Linked DNA regions of Homo sapiens: all the other regions are linked to region 2. Evidence: chromatin contacts called from ENCODE Hi-C or POLR2A ChIA-PET data. All regions are on one chromosome and are shown on one strand. Each heading gives the region's core, a stretch centred on a gene start or an enhancer-like site at or near the end of the contact. The rest is flanking DNA. Distances are from core to core; before and after follow the strand shown.

The links. Hi-C counts contacts between places; a loop is a spot of excess contacts on that map. ChIA-PET counts read pairs that join two places held with the same protein, here RNA polymerase II (POLR2A). Pooled maps may share reads with other maps.
Region 1: a map of mammary epithelial cell shows a loop between it and region 2 (7-fold over the local background). The contact joins two enhancer-like sites. A Hi-C loop is called at or near these places in 1 of 168 maps with a recorded cell type or tissue (mammary epithelial cell), 1 of 37 single-sample maps with no recorded cell type and 1 of 50 pooled maps. POLR2A ChIA-PET finds 5 or more read pairs at or near these places in 1 of 52 experiments (activated naive CD4-positive, alpha-beta T cell).
Region 3: a loop to region 2 is called in a map with no recorded cell type, with 1.8 times the contacts of the local background. The contact joins two enhancer-like sites. A Hi-C loop is called at or near these places in 3 of 37 single-sample maps with no recorded cell type and 3 of 50 pooled maps.

The regions. Positions count from the first base shown.
Region 1 is chr6:106,870,048-106,874,725 of GRCh38, reverse strand. No RefSeq gene overlaps it. Among named protein-coding and RNA genes, the nearest start is that of LINC02532, 85 kb to the right of the region's middle. Within about 2 kb of position 2,470, at least 4 of the 41 ENCODE cell types and tissues checked have a DNase peak (open chromatin) inside an H3K27ac peak, as active enhancers do.
Region 2 is chr6:106,445,379-106,449,691 of GRCh38, reverse strand. All of the region lies in intron 1 of CRYBG1 (crystallin beta-gamma domain containing 1), which reads right to left. It also overlaps the pseudogene RNA5SP211. Among named protein-coding and RNA genes, the nearest start is that of CRYBG1, 87 kb to the right of the region's middle. RefSeq lists an enhancer at 1,321-1,822. Within about 2 kb of position 1,616, at least 8 of the 41 ENCODE cell types and tissues checked have a DNase peak (open chromatin) inside an H3K27ac peak, as active enhancers do.
Region 3 is chr6:106,713,437-106,717,890 of GRCh38, reverse strand. It overlaps LOC105377927 (a long non-coding RNA gene), which reads right to left. Exons shown (of 4, transcript XR_942841.3): 3 at 3,804-3,947; 4 at 1,379-1,656. LINC02532 (long intergenic non-protein coding RNA 2532) reads left to right here. Exons shown (of 7, transcript NR_033557.2): 7 at 1-439. Among named protein-coding and RNA genes, the nearest start is that of LINC02526, 20 kb to the right of the region's middle. Within about 2 kb of position 1,855, at least 4 of the 41 ENCODE cell types and tissues checked have a DNase peak (open chromatin) inside an H3K27ac peak, as active enhancers do.

The DNA.
Region 1 (4,678 bases), core at 1,221-3,720, 420 kb before region 2:
CCATTCTTGCACTGCTATAAAGAAATACCTGAGACTGGGTAATTTACAAAGAGAAGTTTAATTGGCTCATAATTCCTGCTGTACAGGAAGCACAGCAACTTCTGGAGAGGCCTCAGATAACTTTCAATCTTGGCAGAAAGCAAAGGGGAAGCAGGCACATTGGCAGAACAGAAGGAAGAGAATGGGAGGAGGGCCTACACACTTTTAAACAACCAGATCTCATGATAACTCTATTATGAGAACAGCACTAGGGGGATGATGCTAAACCATTAGAAACGGCCCCTGTGATCCAATCATCTCCCACCAGGCTCCACCTCCAGCATTAGGGATTACAATTCAGCATGAGATTTGGGTGGGGACATAGATCCAAACCACATCAATACTGTAATGGTGAATATATGCCATTCACCATTGTATGTATGTGTAAATTCATACATGTATAACACTAAGAGTGAACCCTAATGTGACCTATGGACTTTAGTTAATAATAATGTTTCACTATTGCCTTATCAATGATTACAAATGTCCCACACTAATGCACTAAGATGTTAACAATAAGGGAACTGGAAGGGGTCATGGGAGGGTTGCATGGGAACCCATAATTTCCACTCAGTTTTTCTGAAAAACTTTAAACTGCTCAAAACGTAAGTCTATTAATTAAAAGAAAACAAAAAGATCTGAAAAGAGTGTGGGAAGAAGGATGCCATGAGGGGAGACAGGGAAAGTATGACCAACACAAACATGAATCTTTCTAAGTAACCACATGACATATTTCTTTTTTTTTTTTTTAGACGGAGTGTCGCTCTGTTGCCCAGGCTGGAGTGCAGTGGCGTGATCTCGGCTCACTGCAAGCTCTGACTCCCGGGTTCACGCCATTCTCCTGCTTCAGCCTCCCAAGTAGCTAGGACTACTGGTGCCCACGACCACGCCTGGCTAATTTTTTTGTGTTTTTAGTAGAGACGGGGTTTCACCGTGTTAGCCAGGATGTTCTCGGTCTCCTGACCTTGCAAGCCGCCCGCCTTGGTCTCCCAAAGTGCTGGGATTACAGGCGTGAGCCACCACGCCCGGCCCCACATGGCATATTTCTGATGTGGTGTTTCCTAGCACCCAGGAGTCCAGCAGTTTAGTTTATATCATTAAACTTAAATGGATTTAAGTTACTGGTCAATTGAACAGCATTCTGGTGTTCACCATTTTAGAACTACTAATGGTATCACAGACTGCCCTCTAAGGGGGGTAGGGGAAGAAGAAAAGAAGTTTTCAACTGAGTTTATAGGCAAGGAATAGAAAAGCCCAGAAGCCTTTGTAGTTCATAGCACTTGAACAGCTCTTCAAATAAACCTTCTGAAGTTCTGGAGTTGTAGTTAGAGCTGTCAGACTTGAGCAACCTTGAAATAGAATGATTATGAGATTTAAGGTGGTGGTCTGTGCTGCATTCGCGATATTTATCCCACTCGTCTGTGTGCACGTGTGTATGTGTGTGTGTGTGCGTGTGTATGAGAGAGAGAGAGATGGGAGAGAGAGTGCCTGCCTGAGATCCAGAGAGACCAAAAGGAAGGATAGGTTATGTTCATCTTCACTAATTCCTTGAAGTGGCAGAGTCTTAACCTGACCTGGCTTTTCTTTTATATTTATTTGATGGAACTACCCATATCTCTTAATCAATATGTCTTTGTACTCATATTTTTTAAGGCCATTTCCTGCTTCTTCCCCTTTTCACAGTGCCATTTTTTTTTTTTTTTAAAGAAAATGCTGTTAATACATTCAAAATCTTTCCTCTGCTGCCATGTTGCAGTTACATTGCTTACTAATTTATTCTCCTCCTTCTTAATGGTATAGCTATCCTCTTCTGGATAAATGGAGTCTAATAACATTTCATCCTCTGCCATCTGGCTTATCACTGGCTTGGAGACACAGCTCTGGGATTTTAGGTAGCCTCAGTTTGAGATGACCCAAATATTGCAAGGGCAGTCAAAACAATAGACAGATCAATTTTCACAACTTTGTACCGGATAAGTTTAGAAGGCAACTGCTACTTTTTGAAGAACAGAAAACATGTGAATGTTGTCTCTTATGGAGAGCCAGAAGGCTAAGAGAGGATGTAGTTCTTGTCCCAGACAAATGTGTGATCTTGAGAAAAATTACTTAACTTGCCCAAGACTCAAAGGCTTTATATGTAAATTAAAGACTTTTTCCTGCTGAAAGGCAGAGGACTGGACCTTTGTTTCAACCAGATTTAAGGTTCTGTCAGTACTAGAATGTAAGAAACACTACCCACCTACACTGATAGATTTTAAACTTCTCCAAGGCAGAGTTGGGTCATATTTCCCTTGAATACCCCTACAGCTCATGGCACACTATTAGTCATCTTAACAGCCACCCTTTGCTGAACAATTTATGAGCCACGTACCTGCCTGGGGACTCAAACTTGTTCAGCAGTGGTTATTAGGAGAAGAGAAGGAAGGGAGTGGGCCACAGTGTGGGGCCTACAGCCTACCCAAGGGCCTCCAGCTCCTGAGAGCAGGCAGCTCTCCGGTGTTGGCATGCACTTCCCAGGATCTAAAGGAGAGATCTTTATCTCTTCTCAGGCCATGCACCGGCATATACACAGCTTCAGGGCAGAGACAGCTGGAAAAGTGTGTCCAGGGCAGAGGCAGCTGGAAAAAAAGTAAGTATTCATACTCCTTTTTTTTTTTTTTTTTTTTTTTTGAGACAGAGTCTCCCTTAGTTGCCGAGGCTGGACTGCGGTGGCACAATGCCGGCTCCCTCCCTCTGCCTTCCGGGTTCAAGCGATTCTCCTGCCTCAGCCTCCTGAGTAGCTGGGATTACAGGCATGTGCCACCACGCTCGGCTAATTTTTGTATTTTTAGTAGAGACGGAGTTTCATGTTGGCCAGGCTGGTCTTGAACTCCTGGCCTCAAGAGATCTGCCCGCCTTGGCCTCCCAAAGTGCTGTGATTACAAGCTCTATCCACTGAGCCTGGCCCATAAGTTTCTTCTAATACACAAACAAAGCTCAGCTGTTGGGCTGCACTGGGCTGCTTGGGTTGTGGATGGAGAAAAACATCAGAAAATTATCCAAATTAGGATGAAAAAGTTCAGTAAGAAGTGAGAGCAGAGGTGGAGAAGGCAAGAGTATGGGAGAAGATGAGAGGGACTTAGGGAAGCAGCTGTCTTCATGACAGGCCTAGGGGAGAAGATTTTCCAGCTAGGATTTGAGAGTGTTTCTCTGTGTGTTATAGGAGTGTAATTCCTCTTTCTGGGCTACAGCCCCCTGCCCTGAGACTTCCAGGAAATGTAAAATGACTCTTTAAGATGTTTTACATTCAGATTTTCTTTTTTCTGCCACCTGGTGCTAAAATGGGCCTAGGGAAGGCCCAGGCTTAGGTTGAACTGGCAGGAAAAGCTTTTCTCAATAACCAGAATCAAGTGGCTCTGCTGACAGCCCTCGGTTTTCAAAGGATCTTGCCAATGGGAAGGATTATGCATAGTGATAGGCAGAGTTAATATGTAGCAAAGTCTTGCAGATGGTTGGAAATGCAGGCCCAACAGATTCTTCCCTCATAAAAAGTGCCAACAGTTTCTTCCCTCATCTCTAATGAATGAGTAATTACAAAGCACCTTCCCATCCATTGTTCCACCTTTGTACCCACGATAACCTATTGAACTAGGCATGGTAAACTAATACAACTCCTACTTAGTAGACAATGTTCAGTGACCTGCCCAATTCACAGAGCTAAGAAGGGCCAGACCTGGGCAAGAATCCAGATCTTCTGACTCAATTTATCTTCATTTGTCTAGGCTCCTTGCCATCTCAGTCTGTCTACCGACAGTAGCACCCCTTCATTCTACCTCCCTGCACTCCCCTCCACCCCCTTGATCATCCCAGGCTTGAATATGGAAGTTGAGGTTTTAGGTCCAAGTGCAACAGAAAACATAATGGCTAAAAAGCCCAAGAGCCTTTTTGCATGTTGCATATATCTTAATGGGAGATATAGAGCTTTTTGTTATTAGTGGGACCTGGGCTCAGTAAATTTGGGGTGATATAACTTACCTATAAATTATAAAATCCAGGAAATAAACCACAAGATAAATACCTCACCCTTCTCCATGTGCCATGCCTTACAATCAACCTGTTGTGGGAAATAACTGGAAGTGAGGGATTAGTCCCCTGAATACATAGAACATTATCTTCTGTATTTTTATTTTTTAGAGACAGAGTCTGGCTCTGTCACCCAGGCTAGAGTGCAGTGGTGTGATCATAGTTCATTGTAACCTCAAACTCCTGGGCTCAACCATTCTTCCACCTCAGCTTCCTGAGTAGTTGGGACTACAGGCATGTGCCACCATGCCCGGCTACATTGAACATTATCTTGACAATGCTCCCTAACCATATAAAACAAAATACTTCAAAACCATCAAGGCATATTTGGAATTCTCCAAGCATACTCAAGGTAAGTATCTGCCTCAGGCCTGTTTAGTATTTCTATCAGCAGCTTGAAAAGTAATGTGAAAGGAATGTTCATAGATTGTTCATAAGGCCAAAGCTGAGAGAGATGGCTCATTTACTGTGTGTAGTTATGGGGAGGCAAAGCTGTAATGCCAGGAGGCCACATATTGAGCAGCTTCTGTGTTCATCCAAACATTTTCAGCTCTCAGGCCCTAGACCTGCTCATTTC
Region 2 (4,313 bases), core at 367-2,866:
AGGAGAATTTAAGTAACAACTGAAAAATACCTTAAAGTTGAAATGCTGTCATCGTCTTACCATGAATGTGTCTTACATCAAGACCTATTTTTATTAATTGTTCCAGTACCCTAAGTTAGTGTTCACCTTGTCCTTCTGCTCACAAATATGCCAAAGAAGTAGCAAACAAGAGAAGACTCCTAGGACTTGAAAGCTTATTCCAACTGCTGTGGACTTACACATTGTCAGCCATTCAAGTACTAACCAGGCCCGACCCTGCTTAGCTTCTGACATCAGACAAGATCAGGTGCATTTAGGGTGGTGTGGCCATAGATTAGACTTACACATTGTGAAAAGTCAACCACAAATGTTAGGCAGTCTGCTCCCCTTAATAGTTTTCCTTTTTGGAAAAACATATGTGCCCATTGACTGACTCCAAGTGACAAGAGAGATAAAAGCAATCTACCTGTGCTTCCTAAGCTTTGTATTGTCGGAGACGGGCACTCCAAAAAAGACCTATCTCTTCTTCCTAGATACTTACGTATTACATAATTAAAAGCTGGCAAGTGTAGCCTTTTCTATGTATTTTGCTTGTGATACAATCCCTGCTTAAAACATAGGATCCTTTTGCCTGGAAATAACAGTCCAACTCACAGAAGCCTGATAAAAAACAAAATATATTATCACATATAAAACAAAAGGGGTAGACTGAGTTGGTTTAACTAGTGTATTCCTTTGCTACTGAATTTAGTCACTGCTACATTTCTAGCTGTCACATAGAGGTATGATAATTCCTTCCTGTGTAACTTGCTTAGAAGTGGGGGAAATCTCCTCTAGAAGCCACCTAGCAGGCTTCTTTTCATACCTGCACTAAACCGATCACTGGACCCAACCCTTTGAGGCTGAGACCTGAAGGACACTACTGTGCAGAAATTAGACACCTGAAGAAGCTGAGGTTCAATTAGGAAAAAAGGAGAAGGGAGAGGGTAGAAATGGATGTCGATGTGCATTCTATCCTCTCCCTAGCTTTGTCTTGAAATATGTTCCCCACACTTGCTACACTTTGGGAGAGGTAGAGATGACACATATTTAAGATGGAATTTGAGCTACCAGAGTAGGAACTTTCATAATTTGGGCCTTGTAGCGTGTTGAACCCTGTGAACCTGCCTGCTCTCCTGATTTGGGGGATAAACTAAGTCGACACAGTGTGCTATCCAAGAGTCAGTTCTCTATACTTGGGGTCATGATCTCCCAGATGGGAGGGTACACATGGCCCTGGGGGAAGGCTTAGTTTTTCAGTGGCTAGAGGAGGTGAGGACTATCACAGACAGTTCCAGGGACGGCCCTTGCTTCACCATCATTCTAAAACAGGAACTGCTGAGTGTGTGTGGTATACCCAATAACCTCTGCTTCCCCTTGAGAGGAGGAGAATGATGGGGTGTTGGCTAAATTCCCTTTCCTCGTGACCCAGATCCAGACAGTGCTGCTGTGCACCTGGCCATGGACGCCATGATTTCACAGTTTGCTCCAGGACTTGGTTGGAGGTGAGGCAAGGTCACAGGATGTGTGGGCTGAGTGGGCTTCGCAAACAGAACTCTGCTTCAGGGCAGCTTCTTGCCCAGCCCCGGAAACTCAGGCCGTCCCAGGAGCATGTTCTACTTCCTCTCTAGAGTCAGTCACAGGCCTTCTACTCCTAGCAAGCTTACTGGACAAGTTTGTCTCCTGAAACACAACCTTCACAATGTATTACACAGAAATAATACACTTGAAATCGTGCCAAGAGGTCTCTAAGACCTAAAGCAACTTTGTAACACTATCTAGCATTCATTCTTTCAGCATTTTCTAGATCTTCCATGACATGTCATATATCAAAGCACACAAAGGTGAACAATTCCACTCCCTGCCCTCAAGGATATTAAGGTCTAGTAGACATAGGGGCTTATCGAATGGGCAGAAATATTTTCAATTCCGAATAATGGTTACCTCTGGAACTACACATAGATAAGTCTCCCTAGCCTAAAAGCCAACCTTAATAAATGTTTGCAACAGGAAAGACCAATTGGAAAGTTTGTTAACTTTTCTTTTCCAAAGGGTAATGTTTTCATTATTATTATTTTAATTTTTGTGGGTACATAGTAGATATATATATATATATATATATATATTTATGAGGTACATGAGGTACAAGCATTCAAAGTGTAATAATCACATCATCAAGAATGGGGCATCCATCCCCTCAAGCATTTATCTTTTGTGTTACAAACAATCCAATTATATTCTTTTAGTTATTTTTAAGTGTACAATTACATTATTATCACTATAGTCACCCTGTTGTGCCATCAAATACTGAGTCTTATTCATTCTTTCTATTATTTTTGTACCCAAAGGGTTAATTTTAGTTTTACTCCTGATGAGTAGGGTGTAGGTGGTCATAACAGAGGCTAAGCTTGGCTCCCTGATGAGAAATTTATGTGCCAATGGAAGCACAGTTTCCTTTGTGAATAGTCACAACTGGTCATTTATTAACGACAATAACCTCTTGGGTAAATAACATAAAACAACCGCCAAATGCTATCATATTGGTCTGCAGTCTTAGCAGAGGATAATTTATTAACTTGCTAATTATACTCCTTTGTACCTCCCTTTTCTTTTTAGCACAGATGTTATACTGCCAGAGTGAAAGTTTCAGTGTTAAGTATGGTACTTGATTTTACTCAGACTTAGAAGTAAGTGGAACATTTGCCAATTCATTCAATTATGTTTCCTTTTTATTTGGCTTACTTTAAAAAACCAGATTGCCCCTCTCCCTGGAGATTAAGTTGGTAGCAAAATTAATAACGGCAAGACTGTTTTCCCTTTCCCAAGTTAAAAGAGCCGCATGGCTATTCTCAGACAAATCCCAGAATTGTGAGACCTAAAGCTTATATAAGAAGGGGGCGGGCCTCTTTAATAAAAAGAAAAGAGAATCTCTTACTTTCTCAAGATTGACAGTGCTAGGGCCTCTCCAAAGCCCTTGAAAGTGGCCCTGATAAATCTAGTTCGAGTTTTCCTAATGTTGGTCTACACCACCAAGTTGTTCCTTAAGCATTTAAATATGTGTAGCCTAATATAAGGCAAGTTAAATAAGTTTTTTAATAATTCTTGTTTTATAGTAATGTACATCCAAAATAATAAAATGTAGCATAAAAGTTTAGGTTTAACTATAGTTTATAAGTTATAAATTGATGCTGTACTGCCATCTATTGTCTATCCAAAGAATTATTACTGTGTTCAACTGAGCCTCAGAGTTGTGATTTCAAAGTTACCAAAAAGTGCTTCCACCTGCATTGAATTGAATTATTTCCTCAAGGGAACCTAAGACACCAGATACTAGAACCACTCTTCTGAATTAAGGCATTGGTTGTAACATGCATAAGTTTTCTGGCCACAAAGGAAGGAGAAAACTTAATTCACTAACAAATGGCACTAATAGTGTGCATGGTGTTTCTTTACTGCAACTGCTAAATGGTAGAGAGCAACCATTTACTGAGCAACCTCTTTCCTGCTAACATTAGACCCTGTATTAGATTACGGACACATACCATCAGATAATGCTAGACCTGAAAAAGTCCCTGGTGATTACCTGGTTCAGTCACTTTATTGCAGATTTGAAGAGACATTGTTCCTCAGAAACCATGTGACTGACTGACAGTGTTGTGCCTGCTGGTTACCCATGTACATGGTACTGGAAGCCCAGGCTCACAAAGAGGCATCTAATGACAGTGTGAGGATAGAGCCATGTAAATCTCTCCCATCTCCAGAAATAAAACAAAACCCCACAATCTATTTCCCTTGGAAAACCTAGAATTTTGGATTTACAGAATGGGTTTTTCCTTCAGAAGCAGTGTTGTCTTCAAATTTGTATTTTTTCTCAGCTGAATAAAGGATCAAATATAGCAATGTATACACACAGATTTCAGAGTCATACCAGCCTGGCCATTAGCTATATGATCTTGAGCTAGTTACTTCTTTAAGCCTCAGTTTCTTCATCTGCAAAATGGGAGTGATAAATTGTTAAGAGAATTAAATTAGGTAAAACTTGTAAAATGCTTAGCCTAGTACTGCCATATAGTAGGTTCTCAATAAGTATCAGCTATTGTAATTATGCATATGAATGTCAGTTGACATGTCCTGAATAATAATTTATAAGGAATTATATAGATGGTACTTTGAGCTAGCATATTTATCAGGCTCAGATATGAAAGGAGAATGTCTGGGTTGGAAGATCCCTTAGAGATAATCTAGTGACCCAACCATACCATTTTTCAGATGAGTTCATTGAGGCCCAGAGATAT
Region 3 (4,454 bases), core at 606-3,105, 270 kb before region 2:
AGTTTTTTGTTTTGTTTTGATGTATCTAATAAAAGTCAAGGGAGGGAGAGGGCCAGTATAAGCAAGAGTACAGTTTCCTAGTTTGTAGATGCGGTAGTCTGAGGAATCAGAAACACACAAAGGTTTGGAGAACTGGTACATGCTCCCAGGTGGGAAGCCAGGACTCTTGGTAGGATCTTGAGGACAAGGCAAAGGACAATAAGAGAGCGAGGGGATCCTAGAGGTGGAATCAAGGAAGAGAAACTAGAGAGAGAAAAAGGAACTGGCTATCCATCCATGATGGATCCTGTGTGGACTGATGGGTGGCTTGGCATCATCCTTTAGTAGACTTCATGTGGTTGAATAATTGGCCAATGGAAGGAATTTCTTTTTTGGTAACAGACTCTGTGTGTACAGTTATGGGTCTTAATTTATAATAAAAGGTTACATTGAAAATTGAGCATATTGGCAACTTTGGGCTTTAATATTACTACTGTGCTATTTAGGTCCCAACCATCCTAGCTAATCTGGGCATTCTTGAAACAGCTCTCATTATTGGTATGTCAAACCGTCTCATAGGGCATGTACTTAACAAAAGTGGAGTGAAGGGTTCAGGATGCATAAATGGGGTGAAGCTCGTGGTATTCCATTCCTTTTTACTGAAGCCACTCCTACCAGCTGCCTTCTAGATTGTTCACCTTATATGAGCATGGTGCAGTATAGAAGTTGTAGACTTTGGCCTCAGACAGATCTAAATTCTAATCTCAGATCACTACTTCCTGGTTGAGGACAAGATTTCTTTAACCACCCCAAGTCCCAATTTTCTCATGTCTAAAATGGCAGAAATAATGTGTACTTTGCAGGGTTGTTGTGAGAGTTAAGTAATATGGGTAATGCACTTGGGACAGTGCTTCACACAAAATTGTCAGTAAATGGTGATCTTTCTTTTCCTGGCACTACAAAGCTGAGGAGAGGAGGGAGGGAGGGAGATGAATGTCTGGAGGAAGAAAGGGCAGGAGTTTCTTCATCTTTGAGTGAAGGAGCATTGAGGGTTAGCAGGGATATAGGAATAGTGAGTTGGCTGGGAAGAAAAAAAGGATTAAAAGAGGAAAAGAATAGGAAAAAAGAAGGATACCATGGAGAAAATGGGCAACGGCCCCAGAAAGAAGAGCAAGAATGGCAGTGATGGTGAGCATTGCTGGAATGATGGAAGGTTCTCCGGCCCCGGTGATGCGTGGGCACCACCGGAGAGCTTGTTAGAAATGCAGAGTCTCTGTCCCTCCCCAGACCCTCTGAATCATAATTTGCAATTTAATGAGAGGTCCCCAGGTGATTCCCATATCCATTAATTCTGCAGAGTTGATGTTTTCATCTGCGGTGGCGGGGGGCGGGGGGGGGGGGTGCGGTGGGGGTGCGGCAGGTGTTCAGCAGATTCAAATCAAGAGGAAGTCCCCAAGGGCTTTAGGTTATCTCTAAATTTATCAGGAAGACTTCCCATCGAAGTGGGTTGAGATCCAGGATGTGTCACTTTCCTTTGTATTCTGATCTGGCTGGTCTGGACAGAGGTTCTGCAAACCAGAGTCATGCTGTGGACTCAGGGATTCTTGGAACTTCTCGTCTGAATCCAAAGTAGCAGGTGTGAAGGAACAAGGAAGTGGAGTGGTGAACATTATTTGTCTATAGAGGAAACAGGAAGAGAATGGGGATTCTTCTTTTAGACACATCTGGCAAGTGAGGCAGTCATCCTGCACCGCACCCTCCTCCCTGCGCCTTCAGCTCCCGGTGCCCTACCTTTTCTCTGAGCAACAGAAGCACTTTTGTCTGCATTTAGGTTGCTCATCACTGGTGCATTGGAAAGAACACTGGGCTAATGCCTTCGGGCAAGCCACTTCACCACCCTGGCTCCAGTCTCCTCATATGCAAGAAGGGCTTAAAATTGTGATGGTAGGTGCCCAGGGTTTCCCAGTGCAGTGGGGACTGGAACTGTGGTCTTCTGGTGACTGTTTCTACCTTATGGTACTCTCAAGTCAGCAGGTAGCCAGGTGATAAAAGGGAAAGAAGCTGCTGGGTGTAAAATTAAAAAGCGGCCCTCCCCTGGGGCCAGCGGGAGCGCAGAAACAGTTGCTGTTCAGTCTTGCCACTTGTCAGCATGAGGGAATTTGGGCCCAGGATAGCCAGACAATCTTTTTTTCCAAGAAAAACTAGAAGTCCAGACTTTTCTGTTAGATTTTCTTAGTTTTTTTTAGAGACTCTGAATTCATTAAACACACACACACACACACACACACACACACACACACACACACACAAAATGAGAAAACCTGCTGCTCATACAAAACAAATCTGAGGGCAGAGTTTTGAAGACTGGCAGTGAATTCATTGAAAAAAACAAAAACAAAAACACAATGAAAAAACCTGCTGCTCATACAAAACAAATCTGAGGGCTGCAGCAGCTCACAGGATGCCAGTGTGTGACGTCTTTCCTAAGTCTTTTAAAAGAGAATTGACATTTTCATTAGACTTGAAATAGGTAAACAGGACAAAGACTCTGGAGTAGCTGCTTACCCCAGTATGGCAGGCCCTGGCAATGCCTCCCCCAGGGATATAAAAACATGGATTTCGCTGGTTGTGGTGGCTCACCCCTGTAATCCCAACACTCTGGGAGGCCTAGTCGGGTGGATCATCTGAGGTCAGGAGTTTGAGACCAGCCTGGCCAACACGGTGAAATCCCGTCTCTACTAAAAATACAAAAAAATTAGCCAGGCATGGTGGTGCACGCCTATAATCCCAGCTACTCAGGAGGCTGAGGCAGGAGAATCGCTTGTATCTGGGAGGCGAAGGTTGCAGTGACCCAAGATCGCGCAATTGCACTCCAGCCTGGGCAAGAGGAGCGAAACTCTGTCTCAAAAAAAACAAAAACAAAAACAAAATCACACATACATACGGATTTGCCCTTCTTGATGGACACAGTTTGAATAAAATATAGTTGCCATACCCTTTCCATTGCAACTAAACATAAAAATACAAGAATATTCAATAAGTCATACACTATGGGATGAAAAGAGCATGTCATAATTAGCTGATTAACCACTGTCATCCTCTTGTCATATGCTGATACATGAGTAATGTATGTTTGGATTATTGATTGCATCCAAGCTAGGATTCCTTTGTGGCATCAGCAGAAGGACACGGTGACCACAGAGGTCCACCTCAAGTTACTACCTTTTGTGAAGTGATAATGGGGTGCACAGCCAGGTGTAATTCAAGCACATCTTCCTACAGGCAGTGGGTGGTTATGGCTGCACTGCTGTCGCTGTATTGCTTGCAGCCTTAATGGGAATCTTTATTGAAACGGAAATCTAATTCCATTTAGGTTAATAATATGCTCACTCAATCTTCCTTCCCAGAACTAGCCTGATCTTTACACCTTCTGAGGGGAAACTGGCAGTGATTCCTCACTGCAGGTGGATATCTCATCAGATAAAGCAGGGTTAGGAAAAATTTACATTTTTACTCCAAGCCATTTTGGTTGCTTTTTTTCATAATGAAAGTGCAGTAACTCTCTCTTATCTCTGCATGCAGTGGTGGTAAAAATGTGTAGGACCACAGTAGTTGGCATTTGTCTCCCAGATAGGCCAGCCTGAAACTTGGGAGTGGAATGAGCTTGTATTCAAGCTGTTGTTAACCAGGACTGTAGCTATTCATTCCAGCTCTACTCTTTTCATCCAGGCTATTGCATGATCAATGGCTATGGGAATAACTTACAGGGCCAAAAGAGGGTTCTGGGAATGTGATAATTTGGATGCAATTTCTATCTTTCCCACCTCCGACTCCAAAAGTTCTTCCTTCTGGACTCAAACAGCTGCTAACTCCTGTGGATGGCTGGGTGCCAGTGAGGCCTCAGGCTTTGGTGGGTTCCAAGCATACAGAATTGTAAGCTTCCTTCTTCCAGTGGGCTGGGCAGGTGCCTAGAGAATAATGTCAAAGGTGAACAAGGGAAGACAGTCAATCCTGAGTGGAGAGGGGCTGTCAGGGCTAATGTCAACACAAGCCTAGTGTGACTGTGCTGGGTTTTCCTAGCTGAAGGGGCCAAGGAGGAGCTGAATGGGAGACTGAGTCCTCTACCTGGAAGCTGGGGCAGTGTGAGAAGTTTGGGGAGTTTCCTACAGGTGATTAGCAGGGGGCTGGCGGCTTCTACAATTCAGTCTGTGGGGACCTTCTGCCACCCATGGGGCTCCCGCCACTTAGAACACACAAGCCACCAAACCCTGAGACCTATGAGCCCACAGAAAAAAATAACAACCCATTTTAAAAAGGGCCAGCAGCCAGAGAGAGAGGAGAATCAGTTAGAAAAGCAGAACACACTCCCAGCAAGCTAAAGCTTGGAGAGGAGTGTCTGAGTCGGGGAGGGGTGGGGATAGGAGCTTAAATGAGAAAATAGCAACTTTTGGTGGGTGGAAGGAGAGGGAGAAATA